2 separate regions of the Mus musculus genome follow, and region 2 is linked to region 1. The links are chromatin contacts, found by Hi-C or POLR2A ChIA-PET in ENCODE. All regions are on one chromosome and are shown on one strand. Each heading gives the region's core, a stretch centred on a gene start or an enhancer-like site at or near the end of the contact. The rest is flanking DNA. Distances are from core to core; before and after follow the strand shown. Region 1 holds the start of Dusp6 (dual specificity phosphatase 6). Region 2 has its middle 17 kb from the start of Gm35533.

What was found. Hi-C counts contacts between places; a loop is a spot of excess contacts on that map. ChIA-PET counts read pairs that join two places held with the same protein, here RNA polymerase II (POLR2A).
Region 2: a loop to region 1 is called in a map of heart, with 2.9 times the contacts of the local background. The contact joins the enhancer-like site here to the promoter of Dusp6 in region 1. A Hi-C loop is called at or near these places in 1 of 37 maps with a recorded cell type or tissue (heart). POLR2A ChIA-PET finds 5 or more read pairs at or near these places in 1 of 5 experiments (Patski).

Annotation. Positions count from the first base shown.
Region 1 is chr10:99,258,890-99,266,314 of GRCm38, forward strand. It overlaps Dusp6 (dual specificity phosphatase 6), which reads left to right and starts at 4,342. Exons shown (of 3, transcript NM_026268.3): 1 at 4,342-5,202; 2 at 5,655-6,092; 3 at 7,103-7,425. The coding sequence starts at 4,803. The coding sequence ends at 7,410.
Region 2 is chr10:100,157,298-100,164,722 of GRCm38, forward strand. No RefSeq gene overlaps it. Among named protein-coding and RNA genes, the nearest start is that of Gm35533, 17 kb to the left of the region's middle. Within about 2 kb of position 2,699, at least 1 of the 3 ENCODE cell types and tissues checked has a DNase peak (open chromatin) inside an H3K27ac peak, as active enhancers do; it is heart, where a contact is called at or near this core.

The DNA.
Region 1 (7,425 bases), core at 3,092-5,591:
TCTTATCTCCATATTCATTTGAGAAACTATTCATATTCCTAAATGTCCTTTAAGCAAATACATATATTCCCAACTTTACACGTTTATGGATTCCCCTTCTTGCTTAGCTTTCCACACAGCACTTCTACTTTCTCGCACCATACATCACTGTTGTATTTCTGGACTGATGGGAAGGTGCGCTCAAGGAAGGGAAGCAATCTTTAGTTTAAAAAAAAACAAAAAACAAGAATGAAAAACCTATTTTTGTATGTATTTTCATATATGAGTGTGAGGTCACCAGTGTGCTTTGGAGCCAGAAGACAATCTCAGATGTTGCTCCTCAGGACTCATGCGCACCTTGATTTTTGAGACAGGGTCTCTTACCAACTAGACGGGGTTGGCTGGCTAGTGAGCGCCTGTGATCTTCCTATCACTACTTCCTTAGTGCTAGTGTTGCAAGCATTGGTTTATTTTCAATTTATTATTATTATTATTATTAATGTATAGATAGATAGATAGATAGATAGATAGATAGATAGATAGATAGATAATGGGTTGGGTTTTTTTTTGAGACAGGGTTTCTCTGTGTAGCCCTGGCTGTCCTGGAACTCACTCTGTAGACCAGGCTGGCTTCGAACTCAGAAATCTGCCTGCCTCTGCCGCCCAAGTGCTGGGATTAAAGGCATGCGCCACTACTGCCCGGCTTCAATTATATTATTTAAAAACAACAAACAAACAAACAAACAAAACAACATGGGTTCTGGGGATCAAACTTGAGTCCTCATACTTACAAGAAAAGCCAGTACTTTACCGGCTTGTCATACGGATTTCATTCCTACTACTTCCCTAAAACGTGGAGTGAGAGAAGAAATGAAGTGAGTGAAGAAGTGAAGTGAGGCCCAGGGCTGCCTCCATATTGGTGAGTCATACAGGTAAGGTTTGAATTCAGGCCCATGCTCCTAGCTAAGGAACTGTGAGAGTTAGAACCCACGATACATACCCTAAGGAAGAAAGAACTATTAATCTTGTGAATGGTTGACTAGTGAAGAAAACCACTGGTGTGTGCCACGGAGCCTTACCCTCCCTTAACGTACGTGCAGTGTGTGCAACAGAACCTGTGGTCAAAAGCTGAAATGTACAACTTAGGCAAGTTAAAATCTTTGTGTCTTAGCAGGAAGTAGGAGCTTAATGATCCTTGGACGTGGTCACCTCAATTCTGGCCTCAAGCCCTGAGCACCTTCTCTGCTTTAGTTTAGCCTCGGGTCAATTCCTTCATCTTCCTTACCTAACTTGTGTTAGGTTTTCTAAAGACTGCACAAAATTACTCAGGGAGACACAGAAACAAGGCCGTGTCCACCCTACAGCACCGTTCCATAAACTCTTTCATCTGTCTCGGTGTAATGAGCCGAAAACATTTTTTTAAAATGTGCATTGGTAGTTTGCCTTCATGTATGTTTGTATGAGGGTATGGGATTCTGGAGTTACAGTTGTGAGCTGCCATATGGGGGCTGAGATTTGAACCCGGGTCCTCTGGAAGAACAATCAGTGCCCTTAGCCGCTGAAACATCTCTCCAGCCCCTGTAAACCAACTTTTTAAAAGGCAACCTCAAGAAGTTAAGACATCCCAGTCCACCAAGGTAACCTGGGTAAGGTGTCATTTGAGCTGGAGTAGGACATCTCTCTCCTGCTTTGCCCCATTATTAAACTAGAGTGAATTAAACTGTTCTGAGCAGACCTTTGAGGGGTTAGCTGCAAGTGAGGAACCTGGCAGGCTATCAAGCAGACTTAAAAGGGAGTGTTTGGGGCAGGAAATTAAAAAACAAAACAAAACAACAACAAAAAACCAACCAAACAAAAAAAGCAAACAAACAAACAAAAAAATCCGACCTTGGCCAAAAAACCTCCCAAAGTGCTCAAGCCATTTTGCAGGTTAGCTCAAAAACATATAAGCATATCAGCTAACGGGCATGACATTCCCACACATGGTGCCCACTTAATATTACAAAGACCCTGTAAAATACAAGAAAGATGACAAGGAGAAAAAACTGTAACTGGATATAGTTAGATCGAAAGGTCAAATTTCCTGAAGGAAGTGGGAAAAAATTCAGACTCAGAAACATAGGTACAAATGCTTAGAGCTCTCCACCAGTGTGCAAAGATATTATTATCAACCTCCCAACTGTCTGGTGCTTCACTTCAAATTTTGGTAAAGAAAAACCCAACCTGCTTCCCTCTTCTGTTTGGAGGTTGAGGCTTGTCCTTCACGTTTCCGCGGAGCACCCCACTTCCCTCCTCCTAACCATTGGTCCCACAGACTGAAATGTCTCAGGGTGGGAAAACCTGTAACAGATGGGGAAGGATCTGGGGGCGTCAGCTGCAGCACAGGCCTACCCCAGCGGGAGTTGGAAGCTAGCCAATGAAATATGGGCGTTTTGTTCCCAGTGCTGCCCAAAAAAGGCGCGGAGAGAGGTTGGAGGCAACCCCCATTTTCATCAAAACGCTCCTTCTGGGGCGCCTGCCTGCGGGAGGGCTCCAAAATTGGCTACTTGGACCTCCAAGTCGCCCTGTTTTAGCCCACATTTCCCAAACCCCGGAAGAGGCGGGTGATTAAAAATGCAAATTGCTTTGCGGGCGACAGTAGGTAGGACCCGGCTGCGAGGCGCTGGGCTGGGGAGATCCCGTGACCTTAGACGCCCTCCGCGCCCCGGATTCGGGAAGGGCCGCAGCCGGCGCTTCCGCCTCCCGGTCGCGGCCGGACAAAGCCCAGCTCCTTTCCCTGGGACCCGAGGGGCTGACCGGATCGGGACGCGCGCCTTCCGCAGGGCCCGCCGTCGCCGCACACAGGTGGTTTTCCGTCCGGGAGGGGCGGCCTCTGCACTTTTATATAACAATAGAACCGAGCGCGCCGGGGATGCGCTCTTGTCGCCGTCGCGGCCCCCGCCGGCCACGCCTCCATCCGGCTCCGGTGCCGCCTCCGTCCTGAGTTGCCTGCGGGTGGTGCCCATGAGACTTCCCAACCCTAACTCTGGAACCATGGGGTCCAGACAGGGACACCTCTGGCTCCTTTTCCGCTCCAGGTCTCTCACTAGGCGACGGTTCCGCGACGGCCTTACAAGCGATCACGGGGTCGTCGCGTGTCCTGCCCCCCCCCCCCCATCCCCCAGAGCAGCAATGCTGCGGCCAAAGCGCAGCGCGCAAGCGCGTTTGGAGCTGCTAGCGTGCTCCTTGCGGGGCCCGGGGACCGCTGCAGCCTAGAAAGGATAGGGGACCGGCCTCTGTCCACAACCGCCACTGTTTACGCTTGAGTTCCCGCAGGCTTGCAGGTCTCCGGGGTGCAGGAAACGTTGGTGAGGCCTGTCGTCCCAGGCACCTAACCTAGGCTGCCTTGCCAGACCGGTTCCTCTTAGAAACCAAACTCTGCTCTTGGCTCCAGATCGTTAAAGGAGCTCGACTCCCCAGGCTCGATGGGTGACCGGTGATGGTGGTGGGGAGCAAGATCTCCGGAACAATGGCTCAGAATGCCCCCACTTCACCGGAGCAGAAGAAAAGTGCAGGGATAGCTGACAAGGTTTTGGGTGCTTACACCACCCGCCCCCCCCCCTCCGCTGCCGCCAAGAAAGTTGAGAAAGCCCGGGGTTGGGGCGCTTCTGGTTTTCTGGACAACCAAACGCTTGTTTGCTTAGTTGCTTTAAAATGTTTCAACAAAACACTAGTTTGTTTCTAGAGATGTTGGATTAGCATTTAACACTTCGTTGGGTCGCTAAAGCCCAGGCAGTCCACCAGTCCCAACACAGCCTCGCCTAAAAGGACATTAGAACAAACAGAACTAGACTTTTAAAAGAGCCAAACAAATGCCACACACGATCTAAAGGAGGACCGGGTTGGGGGTGGGGGAGCAGGGGCGGCGCTATGGCGGGCTTGGATCTAGCGTTAAAGAGAATTAAAAAGGGGGAAAACCCCTCAAGTTTTATTAAGGCTAACTTAAGATTGTAAGCGTCGCGAATAAGGGCTTTTGTGCTTGCTAATTGCACTACTGGTGCGCAAGAGTTAGACGCGAAGTGTGAACTCTAAACAGAAGGAAACACGAGACAACTTTAGTGCCCTGGTTTATGTGCCCTGCTCCTCCTCCACCGCCGCCTCCTCTTCTTTCTCCTTCCTCCCGCCGAGCCCGCAGTTGCAGCTTGTTTGCACTGGGGCTTATCCGGAGCGGAAATTCCTTTCCGTTTTTGTGAATGACAAACTCATTAACAATTCATCAACACAACCTGTTCCAGCCGGCCCGTCCCCACGGCAACAGCCCCTTCCGCAGCGCGCTCATTGGCTGACCGAGAGAATGTATCCATTGAGACGCTGGCTGTTTGTATCCATTGAGGAGCTGCCTCGCACAGGGGGTGTGCTCTCGCGGAGTCCTAGGGACTGTGAGCAAACCCAGTCTTGAATAATCCGGCGAGAAACACCGGGTTGGATCCGAGGTGCAGCCTCAGAGGGAAGGATTAAGAGCCGCTAGACTTTTTTTCTTTTCCCTTTTTCTCCTCTCAGTGGCACGGAGTCCGAATTAATTGGATTTCATTCACTGGGTAGGAACAAAACTGGGCACCTTCATTCAGAGAGAGAGATTCATTGACTCGGAGAGTGATCTGGTGCAGAGGGACCACCGACTTGACTTCTGTGTCGCTTTCCCTAACCGCTAGCCTCGGCTTGGGAAAGGCGAGGCGGAATCAAACCCCGCTCCGAGAGCGGGAGCTTCGCGCAGCGTGCTCGGCCTATGCCTGCCTCGAGGGGCGTCTGCTAGGCACCCCGCCTTCTCCTGCAGCTCGACCCCCATGATAGATACGCTCAGACCCGTGCCCTTCGCGTCGGAAATGGCGATCTGCAAGACGGTGTCGTGGCTCAACGAGCAGCTGGAGCTGGGCAACGAACGGCTTCTGCTGATGGACTGCCGACCACAGGAGCTGTACGAGTCGTCACACATCGAATCTGCCATTAATGTGGCCATCCCCGGCATCATGCTGCGGCGTCTGCAGAAGGGCAACCTGCCCGTGCGTGCGCTCTTCACGCGCTGCGAGGACCGGGACCGCTTTACCAGGCGCTGCGGCACCGACACCGTGGTGCTGTACGACGAGAATAGCAGCGACTGGAATGAGAACACTGGTGGAGAGTCGGTCCTCGGGCTGCTGCTCAAGAAACTCAAAGACGAGGGCTGCCGGGCGTTCTACCTGGAAGGTATGTTGTGCGCCCCGGGTGCAGGGCTCCGGGCTGGGACTGCAGGCTGGGGAAAATGTTAGCGAGGTAGCGATCGCCGCTTGCATTGCGCTTAGGGGAGCTAGCTGGGCCACCGTGGTAGCTTCTCCTTCAAGGGTTAATCAGGCACCTTTCTTTGGGTAGGTGTAGGATTAAGGTTCACAAGAGCTGGAAACGTAGTTCAGGGTGCAGCTTGGCACCTCGCAGCTCCTCGAAATATTAAGAAAAGTAATCTTGTGCATTTCCAGATTCAGGAGAATAAGTGTTCCCAGGGTAAGCAGCGGGTAGTGTTCCTAAAGGTGCGCATTGAAGCGTGCTTCTACCACTGCCGGGGGTTCCTAGGGTGCCTGTCCATAGTGTTCTTTGTGCTTCTCACTAGCTGTAAATTACTACAGCTTCTCCGGTTACAAGATTGCTTTTCTTGTTTCTGGCAGGTGGCTTCAGTAAGTTCCAGGCCGAGTTCGCCCTGCACTGCGAGACCAATCTAGACGGCTCGTGCAGCAGCAGTTCCCCGCCTTTGCCAGTGCTGGGGCTCGGGGGCCTGCGGATCAGCTCGGACTCTTCCTCGGACATTGAGTCTGACCTTGACCGAGACCCCAATAGTGCAACGGACTCTGATGGCAGCCCGCTGTCCAACAGCCAGCCTTCCTTCCCGGTGGAGATTTTGCCCTTCCTTTACCTGGGCTGTGCCAAGGACTCGACCAACTTGGACGTGTTGGAAGAGTTTGGCATCAAGTACATCTTGAATGTCACCCCCAATTTGCCCAATCTGTTTGAGAATGCGGGCGAGTTCAAATACAAGCAAATTCCTATCTCGGATCACTGGAGCCAAAACCTGTCCCAGTTTTTCCCTGAGGCCATTTCTTTCATAGGTGAGACTAATTTACAGTCATTCATAGAGTTGAAGATCTTAATCTGTTTTCCTGCAGGCTGTTTTGCTGGACTGCAGGTCTTCTACTGTCTTTAAGAGTGTTAATTCTTGTTTACCTTCTTGCTTAAAGGGAAAACAGGGCCCGTTGACGTAGCAGATCGGGGGACTATTTGAGCCATTTAATTCATACTTTTAAAAGGAGGCTGTTCCAATCAGCCATGTTTTCCTTATCTCTAGACGACAGGATGTGAGAGGAGAGTGAGTTAAAAGCACTCACTTGCAGACAAGAATTCTAGTATTGCATTATAATTAAAAAAATATATCTAGGAGTTATTTTAGGACACCCAAGTTAGTTGTTGGAAAGCAGTTTGAATACTAGCTGTTACCTAGCTGAGTGATACTGCAGGGTACTGGTTACTGTGAGCCTCTGGGTAACCTGATCCCCCGCAGGAAGGACTGTGGGCTGAGAGCCTAAGAGAAGCGAAGCTCCAGGCATTGTAGTGCATTTCCTATTACAAAGGAACTCATTTTCAGGCCATGTAGACATCCTGTTCCTTCTAATGGGCTGTCCCCTGTGACTTCCCTCTCTCTTTTAAAATGCCTGAATACCCCCATTGTTAGCTGCACAACAGTTGGGAGAATAATTTAATAGACCCTTGCAGTCTGCTTGGTCTGTATGAGAGGCATTCAGGACCGGATTGCAGGGTTTCTGGTATTCACAAGTTGAGGCAAGGAATGTACACACATTAAGGAGTTTTTTTGTTGTTAGAAACTTACTACAAAAGCTCCCTTTACAGGAAATAATCTGAAATATGTGATTGTGTTCAGTGTGCATGTTTATCTCCCGTTATACATTTTCTGGTGCCTTCGGGGGCTTAGTTGCCACATATAATTGTTGTTTACTATTCCTTCTGAATTCAGACTTCAGGCTAAGCATTTTGCAAAGGCTTGGTTCCTTTTTTTTTTTCCAGTCTAGTGAACTCTTGCCTTTTTTTGTGTGTGTTCCCGCAGATGAAGCCCGAGGCAAAAACTGTGGTGTCCTGGTGCATTGCTTGGCAGGTATCAGCCGCTCTGTCACCGTGACAGTGGCGTACCTCATGCAGAAGCTCAACCTGTCCATGAACGATGCTTACGACATTGTTAAGATGAAGAAGTCCAACATCTCCCCCAACTTCAACTTCATGGGCCAGCTGCTTGACTTCGAAAGGACCCTGGGACTGAGCAGCCCTTGTGACAACCGTGTCCCCACTCCGCAGCTGTACTTCACCACGCCCTCCAACCAGAACGTCTACCAGGTGGACTCCCTGCAGTCTACGTGAAAGGCACCCACCTCT
Region 2 (7,425 bases), core at 1,449-3,948, 900 kb after region 1:
AAAGCAACACCTGATTAGTTCTGAATATTAGCTGGCCTCAGGAATATTCTTCTTTTTTTTTTTTTGTTCTTCAATGTGATTCCTACCCACATCATGTAACTGAATCCAACTAGCACCTTCAATGGGGTTGGAGCATCCAAAATAGACTCTCCCACAATGTTTGGCCATTGATGTCAATTGTATATTCTTTAGATGGAATATTGATTACATAAATAAATAACAGGAAAAAAAACCCCTCATACCCTTGTATATCCAGCAGTCTAGTGAAGAGTTTGTACTAATACAGAAGAAAAATGAAAGAAATTAATAACAAAAACTTTAACAATGAAATGTTTTGAGCTAGATGGACATAGTGGCACATGCCTGTAATTCCAGCTTGTGGGAGGAAGAGACAGACAGCTCCAGAGTTCCAAGCCAGTTTGAGTGACATATTGAAAACTTGTCTCAAAAAACAAACAAACAAACAAACAAACAAAATAAAACAAAAAAAATCAATATATTATATCTGCTGTGAGATGCTTCAGTGAGAAATGAAGCCAGGAATGCATTTGGGGAAATGTTTGGGCACTGGAAGATTTGAAATTTAAATAGAGTGACTCTAGGATCCTACTAAGATCATGCATTTGAGCAACGGTGTGTAAGCAGACTGTGTGTTGTGGGGTTTTCTGACAAGAGACCATTGTTTTGGCTGGAGGGGCTTGTGAGACAATTAGATGAGTATAAAAGGTAAAAGGGAAGAAAAATGAAGAGCTTCAAAAATAATTTCATAACTATGATTATGGTAGTTTGAAAGAAAATGGCCCCATAGGCCCAGAGGTAGTGGCACTATTAGAAGGGTGGAGTAGGTGTGGCCTTGTGGAAGTGTGTCACTGTGGAAGCATGCTTTGAGGTCTCAGAAGCTCAAGATGTGGAACTCTTAGCTACCCTCAAACACCGTGTCTGCCTGCAGGTCACTATGCTTCCTGCCATGATGATAATGCATTAAACCTCTACACTGTAAACAGGCCCCAATTAAATGCTTTCCTCTATAAGAGTTGCTGTGGTCACGGTGTCTTCTCAGAGAAATAAAACCTTAGGACATTTGCTTTTAGTGATCATGAGAACTACTGGGGAATTCTGAGCAGGAGTGCTTCTTTAGTTTGGTGCTTGGAAGGACAGCCTGAGCTGTTAGTGTGAGAAGAGACCGAGAAGGCAGGTGTGGGCCATAAGGCTAATCCACCAGGATTTGTAGCTTGGACCAGAAATAGTGAAGGATAAATGGATTCACTTATTTTTTTTCCCCACAGTGGATGCTTACTCTATCAAGGTATGTTTAGGAAAGCAACTGTAACTGGCTGAACCCTTTACACACTATTATGTAGTCTTTCTTACGCCAATGATTCCCAGAAGTTTATTTCCTACTTGGGTGTGTACCGTAATAATTTCCTTTTCACATTCCAGATTTTAGGGTTACCAGACAAATGGCCTGCCCTGATGGCTGGCTGGCATAGAAGGCAGACTCCATGTGGTATAATTTTATCTCATTTTGGTGCCATCTGACTTTGGCCAACATTTCTACACAGATGTTATTTGCCTGGATTTGAGCTTTGAAAATTTATTATTTTGAACTTGTGCATGCTCTAGTGACTCAACTTTGAATCATCAACAATGAACATTATGTTAGTTGTCCCGGAGGATATTACTGATATAAAAAGAAAGAGGGAGAGAGAGAAACTCCCAAAGAGGGAATCCTATGTAGCAAAGATAAGGCTCATTCAGACAAGAGGGGACGGAGATCAGGATTTAATGACAATGGTTCTTTCCTTCAAGTAGAGGGAAGGGGAACCCAGGAAGAGAATCCTTGACCTTCCTAAATCATTTCTACAGAAAGGTTCCATCCATTGCTCCAGCAACAGCCAGCTCCACCTGCCCGAGGGCCTCATAAAATGTTGCACTAATTCCCTCTGAGTTCTCAGGTAAGGTTTACAAGGGGATGGACGCTAGATGTTCTGCTGTGCTTCCTCAGTTCTTTCCTGCTTTAACTATGTTCCGTGTGTGTGTTTTTGTATTTTTTCAAATGAGAAGACTTGGAAAGGTTTGCCAGAGGTAGATTTGAAAACCATTCCAGTTAAGTTGTTGGACTTTCAGTTAACTAAGGAAAAGAGAACTGGGAAAGAGATCCTTACTGAAGATTCATAACCCATAGTTATTTGTAAGTGGGTTCATTGTTACCCATAGTTAATTATAATTGTAACTCTAAAAGAATTGTATGTAACATGTCTCATTTTTAAAGTCATACACCTATTATTATTATTATTATTATTATTATTATTATTATCATCATTATTATTATTTTGCCAATTCTTATCTCTTCTAGTGCCTTCCATAGTCTCGGAACAAAGATATCCCTGCCTCTACTGTTCCAGTCTAAATAATAGGTCAGGGATGGAGTGGTGCGAAGCAAAGAAGACCGGAGATACCCAGGTGCACAGCCAGAGTCTAATCATGACATCTTTTCTCCCAGAGCTTTGGAGACTCTGGACAAATCTTTCTGAGCCAAAGTTATCTTTCTCTAAAAATGCTTGGCTAGCAAGATGACCGTGGTATACTGTGGTGCCTGTCCCAAGGATGTTCAGCTAGGATGGACATGACTTCCAGAAACAGCACACTCAGCTGAAAACAACTTCCACTCTAGATGCTTATTTGATTTCAAGACCAGGAACTGCAGTGATTAGAGAGTCTCTCAGCAGCTGCTAGATCTGGGCGGGTCAGTGTGTGCGATTCTGTGCTGCTGGAGCCCCAGGTATCATATCGTATCTGGAAACCTGCAAAACGGGGGAGGGGGCATTTATCTTTGCATGTCTTTCGTGAGGAAGAAATTCTTCCCAGAAGGCGCAAGAACTTCTCTTCTGATTTCATCAGGTTGGTCTGGGTAACATGTGTGTTTCCCAGACCCAACAGAGTTGTGAAAGTGAGCGATGCACATTTCTTTCTTCTTGTGAGAAAGGCACTGTAGCAAAAGAAAAGCTGGGAGGGTCGTGGGTGTAGGGTAGAGAAGCTGTGTGGGCTCTGTGTGCCCTGTGCTGCTCGGCTTAGTGAACATTGGAGAGAGTTAGTTCCTTCCTGCTTCTATTTTCAGCACAATACTTCAAGTGCTCGCAGACCGCAGACTGGTGCCTGACCATTGTCCTTCCGTGAGTGCTGAATGGCCTGCCAGCTCGCAATCCCTTCTCTCAAACCAGGCTGACTTCTGTCCACCATGTAAATTCCTAGTTCTAAAATATAGCGAAACTTCTTAATACAAAAGTAAATCAATAACCAAGCCAAGCCAAACCAAACCAAACAAAAGCAGAAGCTAAACCCAGCAAGGAAAGCTACTTGCCTTCCATGTCAGGCATTCCTCTGGGGTCACGTGCTCTGACAGGAAAGGAGACATGTAAAAGCTTCCATTTTCATCGTCTTGCAATTTTAATAAAGTAAGTGGTGTCTCGAAGCATTTTCCAGCTGGATCCTTTTGTGATGTGTGATATATACTTTATGTTCATGCTGGATGTATTTTTCTCCTCAATCTGTTTTACCCAGGGCGAAAAATGGTTTTTGTTGTTTCAAAAAAAAAAAAAAAAGACATACTAAATATTTTTTCTTTTTTTTTTATTAGATATTTTCTTTATTTCCATTTCAAATGTTATCCCTTTTCCTTGTTTCCCCTCTGAAAAATCCCCTATCCCTTTCCCCCTCCCCCTGCTCACCAACCCATCCACTCCTGCTTCCTGGCCCTGGCATTCCCCCATACTGGGGCATAGAGCCTACTCAGGACCAAGGGCCTCTCCACCTATTGATGACCAACTAGGCCATCCTCTGCTACATATACAGTTAGAGCCATGAGTCAGGCACTGGCAGAGCTTCTCAGGAGACAGCTGTATCAGGTTCCTGTCAGCAAGCTCTTGTTGGCAACCACAATAGTGTGGTTTTGGTGGTTGTTTATGGGATGGATCCCCACGTGGGGCAGTCTCTGGATGGTCATTCCTCCATTCTCTGCTTCACACTAAATATTTTTAATGAATGTCATTTCCTAGTTGCTACAGCAGCAAAGAAAAATAACGTGAGCAAGGACCTTGGAGAAAGAACAAAGCTATCAGTCAGAGGGAGCTAGATTTGAGCTACAGCCCTGAAGACTCTAGAGCTGGTCGCTGTATGTAGAAACTGGGGCCTCCTGCATTTAATAAAATTCTAGGAGCAAAGCAGAGACTACACTAAAATTAGTTGACGATGACAGAGGCCTTAGAAGCTATACCTAGAAAAAAAATGTATAGAAACTTTTAAAGCAAAGCGGGAAAGTATGATGTAGGCTTTCCAACACAAACATTGTGAGTCAGGGAGTTCAAAGACAGATGAGAATACAGACCACACCAAACCAAAGATGCTGCTGACTGTGTAGCTAGAGCCCTGCCTTTCTCGTTGATTATGAAAAAAAGATTGGTACAATTCACAGCATCTGCTGTGACAACATAATGATTATTTATGAATTGACACAATAAAATACACATAGAACCATACATGTACATATGCATATAAATATTTAAATATTTAAAGTGCCCCTTAGCCATAGATACCTGCAAGATGAACATGGTCAAATACAAAAAGTCAATTCTCCAAAGGCCAAGACAGGAAAAAAGTAGCTTTTCAGCTTTACCTTAATAGAGATAAACTCTGATTTTGTGTGTTCCTTATGATAATTACTGGCGTCACTATAATCTCCACACTCCCTAAGCAAAAGCAGATCTCTACGACTTCAAGGCCAGCCTGGTCTTTCTATCAAGTAGCAGGCCTGCCAGGGCAAAATTAGAGGATCCCATATCAAAAACAAAATGAGCAAGCTAAGAAAAGCCTGTGACATTTTTAGTGTCAGCAAACGACAACAGTTTTAAATTTTGGAGTTGGAAGATGAGTTTACTAGTTACAAGAGAAACATTTGCATTATTTGGTATTTATTTTTCAAATATGTCTTACATGTTAATTTATTCCTCTAAAATGTATTACAAGTCTCTATGTGTTATTTTAATTCCATACTGATAGGCTGTTTCTCCGCTGCCAGTGAAATAAGACAATTCAAGCCAGATTAGATTGTATCAAAGGCAGGTTTATTGGGGAGCTGCTCTCAGGCAAATTCACTGGCCTCAAGGTGGGAGACCAAGGGAAGTCACCATGGGGGTGGGGGTAAGGCTGATGGCACACACAGAGACAAGAGGCAGAAAAGGGGAGAAGGGAGAGAGAGGGGAATTAAGAGGGAGAGACAGGGAAAGGAGAGAGAGAGGGAGAGAGAGACAGAGACAGAGACAGAGAGAGGGACAGAGACAGAGAGCTCCCAAAATGGTTGAGTTATATAGGGAGGAGCCTCTGAGGAAAAGGCAGCCTAGCCCATCACTGAAAAGTTTAAGGTTGGAGAGCAGCAAATGCCAGGCAGGGACTGAGGCATGCTTGGAGAATCTGGAGGCCAGGTCTGCTTTGGTATTTAGTCCCTTGTCCCAGGGTTGGAAACCAAACACTTACAGCACTTTTTACAATGGACTGCTCCCAAGATTAGCTTAATAAATTTTGGACATCTCATTCTGACTCCAGTATATTCCTTATTCCAAGTCTTCTATATTGATAATAGTATATGGATGTGCTTATTTATGTTAGGTTTGATGTTATTTTGAACACTAGATTTCGTGTTTTATAAAAAGATAAGGAGAGAAAGAATATGTTTGATGTATCTGTAGTCAGGTGTGGGGGAAGGGGGTGCCTCTGCGGGAACCAGCCACAGGATGGCACAGTATAGAATAGAGTTTATTTAGAGAATGGGGAGGGGAGTTGAGAGGGCAGTAGAGACAGAAAGGCAGAGAGAGTAGAGGAGTAGAGGCAGATCATGAGTACATGGAGAGAGAGGGTGGTGAGGGAATGGGGAGAGGGCAGGAGCAGGAAGGGGAAGAGCAAGACCAAGAGAGGAGCAACAGAGAGAGGAGGGGCAAGCAGCCCCTTTTATAGTGAGCCAGGCACATCTGACTATTGTCAGGTAACTGTGGAGCAGAGCTTTGACAAAATGCTAACACTAGAGAATTAGCTCTTCGGTATAAGTGCTATTAATTTTCAGTATTTTTGAAACTGTTGATTGGTTTATCCATCAACACTGTGATCTCAAAAAACGTGCTAAGAAATTTGGAGCATTTAATGTTCCTTTATAAGTAATGACAAAGACATTATTATCACTGTATCACATGCTGCATTTGCACTAACAAAAAATAAAAAAAAAACCCTAAATCTTCAGAATTCTTGCGTACTGCTTATGTATGCATCAATTTAAAATTGTATGTGTTTCTATAAGTTTTAAAAATTGTTTTACTGTTATTGGTATGTTTGTATACCATGTGTGTGCTTGGAACTTGTGGAGTCCAGAAGAGGGCCCTGGATCCCTTAGAACTTTAGTTAGGGGTGTGAGCAACCATGGAATGCTGAGACTAGAACCCTGGTGCCCTGCAAGAGTAGCAGCTTTTTCTAGCCCCCGAGCAGCCATCTTTCCGACCTTGTGTTTCCAGAATTTTAATTTTTAAACAATGTATTGTTGTTGTGTTGGGTGTGTGTGAATGTGTGTGGATGCATGTGGAGGTAATGTGTGTTTCAAAGCACATGTGGGGATATCAGAATACAACTCCTCGGTGGAGTCAGCTCTTCTACCTTCACATTAGATCTAGGTATTGAACTAAGGTCATTGGGTTTGTATGACAAGGGCTTATTGTTGGTGGTGGTGGTAGTGGTGGTGGTGGTTTCTCTGTGTAGCCCTGACTGCCCTGGAACTCACTCTGCAGACCAGGCTGGCCTCGAACTCAGAAATCAGCCTGCCTCTGCCTCCCAATGCTGGGATTAAAGACGTGCTCCACCACTGCAGGACTTTAGCCATTGAGTCTACTCAGTTGCCCAGTTTCGAGACTGCTTTGTCTTGTTTCGTTCTGTTTAAATCTTATTTTAATTGTTTTAAGATTTTCGTACTTGTCAGCTTCTAGATTTTTATTCCCTTAAAGTGAATACAGCTCTTTCTCCTGCAATTGATGTATATTCTTAGCTGGGAAGTCATAAGAAATTTAATGCTAGACCACAGTCTTTAAATGCTGGGGTTGATCCATACATATTTGTATCATAGGATAGAGGGACAGATGTCCTCGCTCTCTAGTTTTTCATGATAACTCAGGGCTGAGTATTATGTGACACTGAAATAAAGGGACTCATTTAAGAATGCATTTGACAATCCCTGACAAAGCCTCCAGGAATCTGCTCATCCCCAAGAACTGGCCTCCTCAGAGTCAACAGTTAAAACTCTCAAAGAGGGAGAGCCCTGTTTGTTTACTCTATTGTAGTGTGCTTTCAAAGCACAATGGTGGGAGAGGTTTGTTCTAGTTTTTCCTGCAGGTA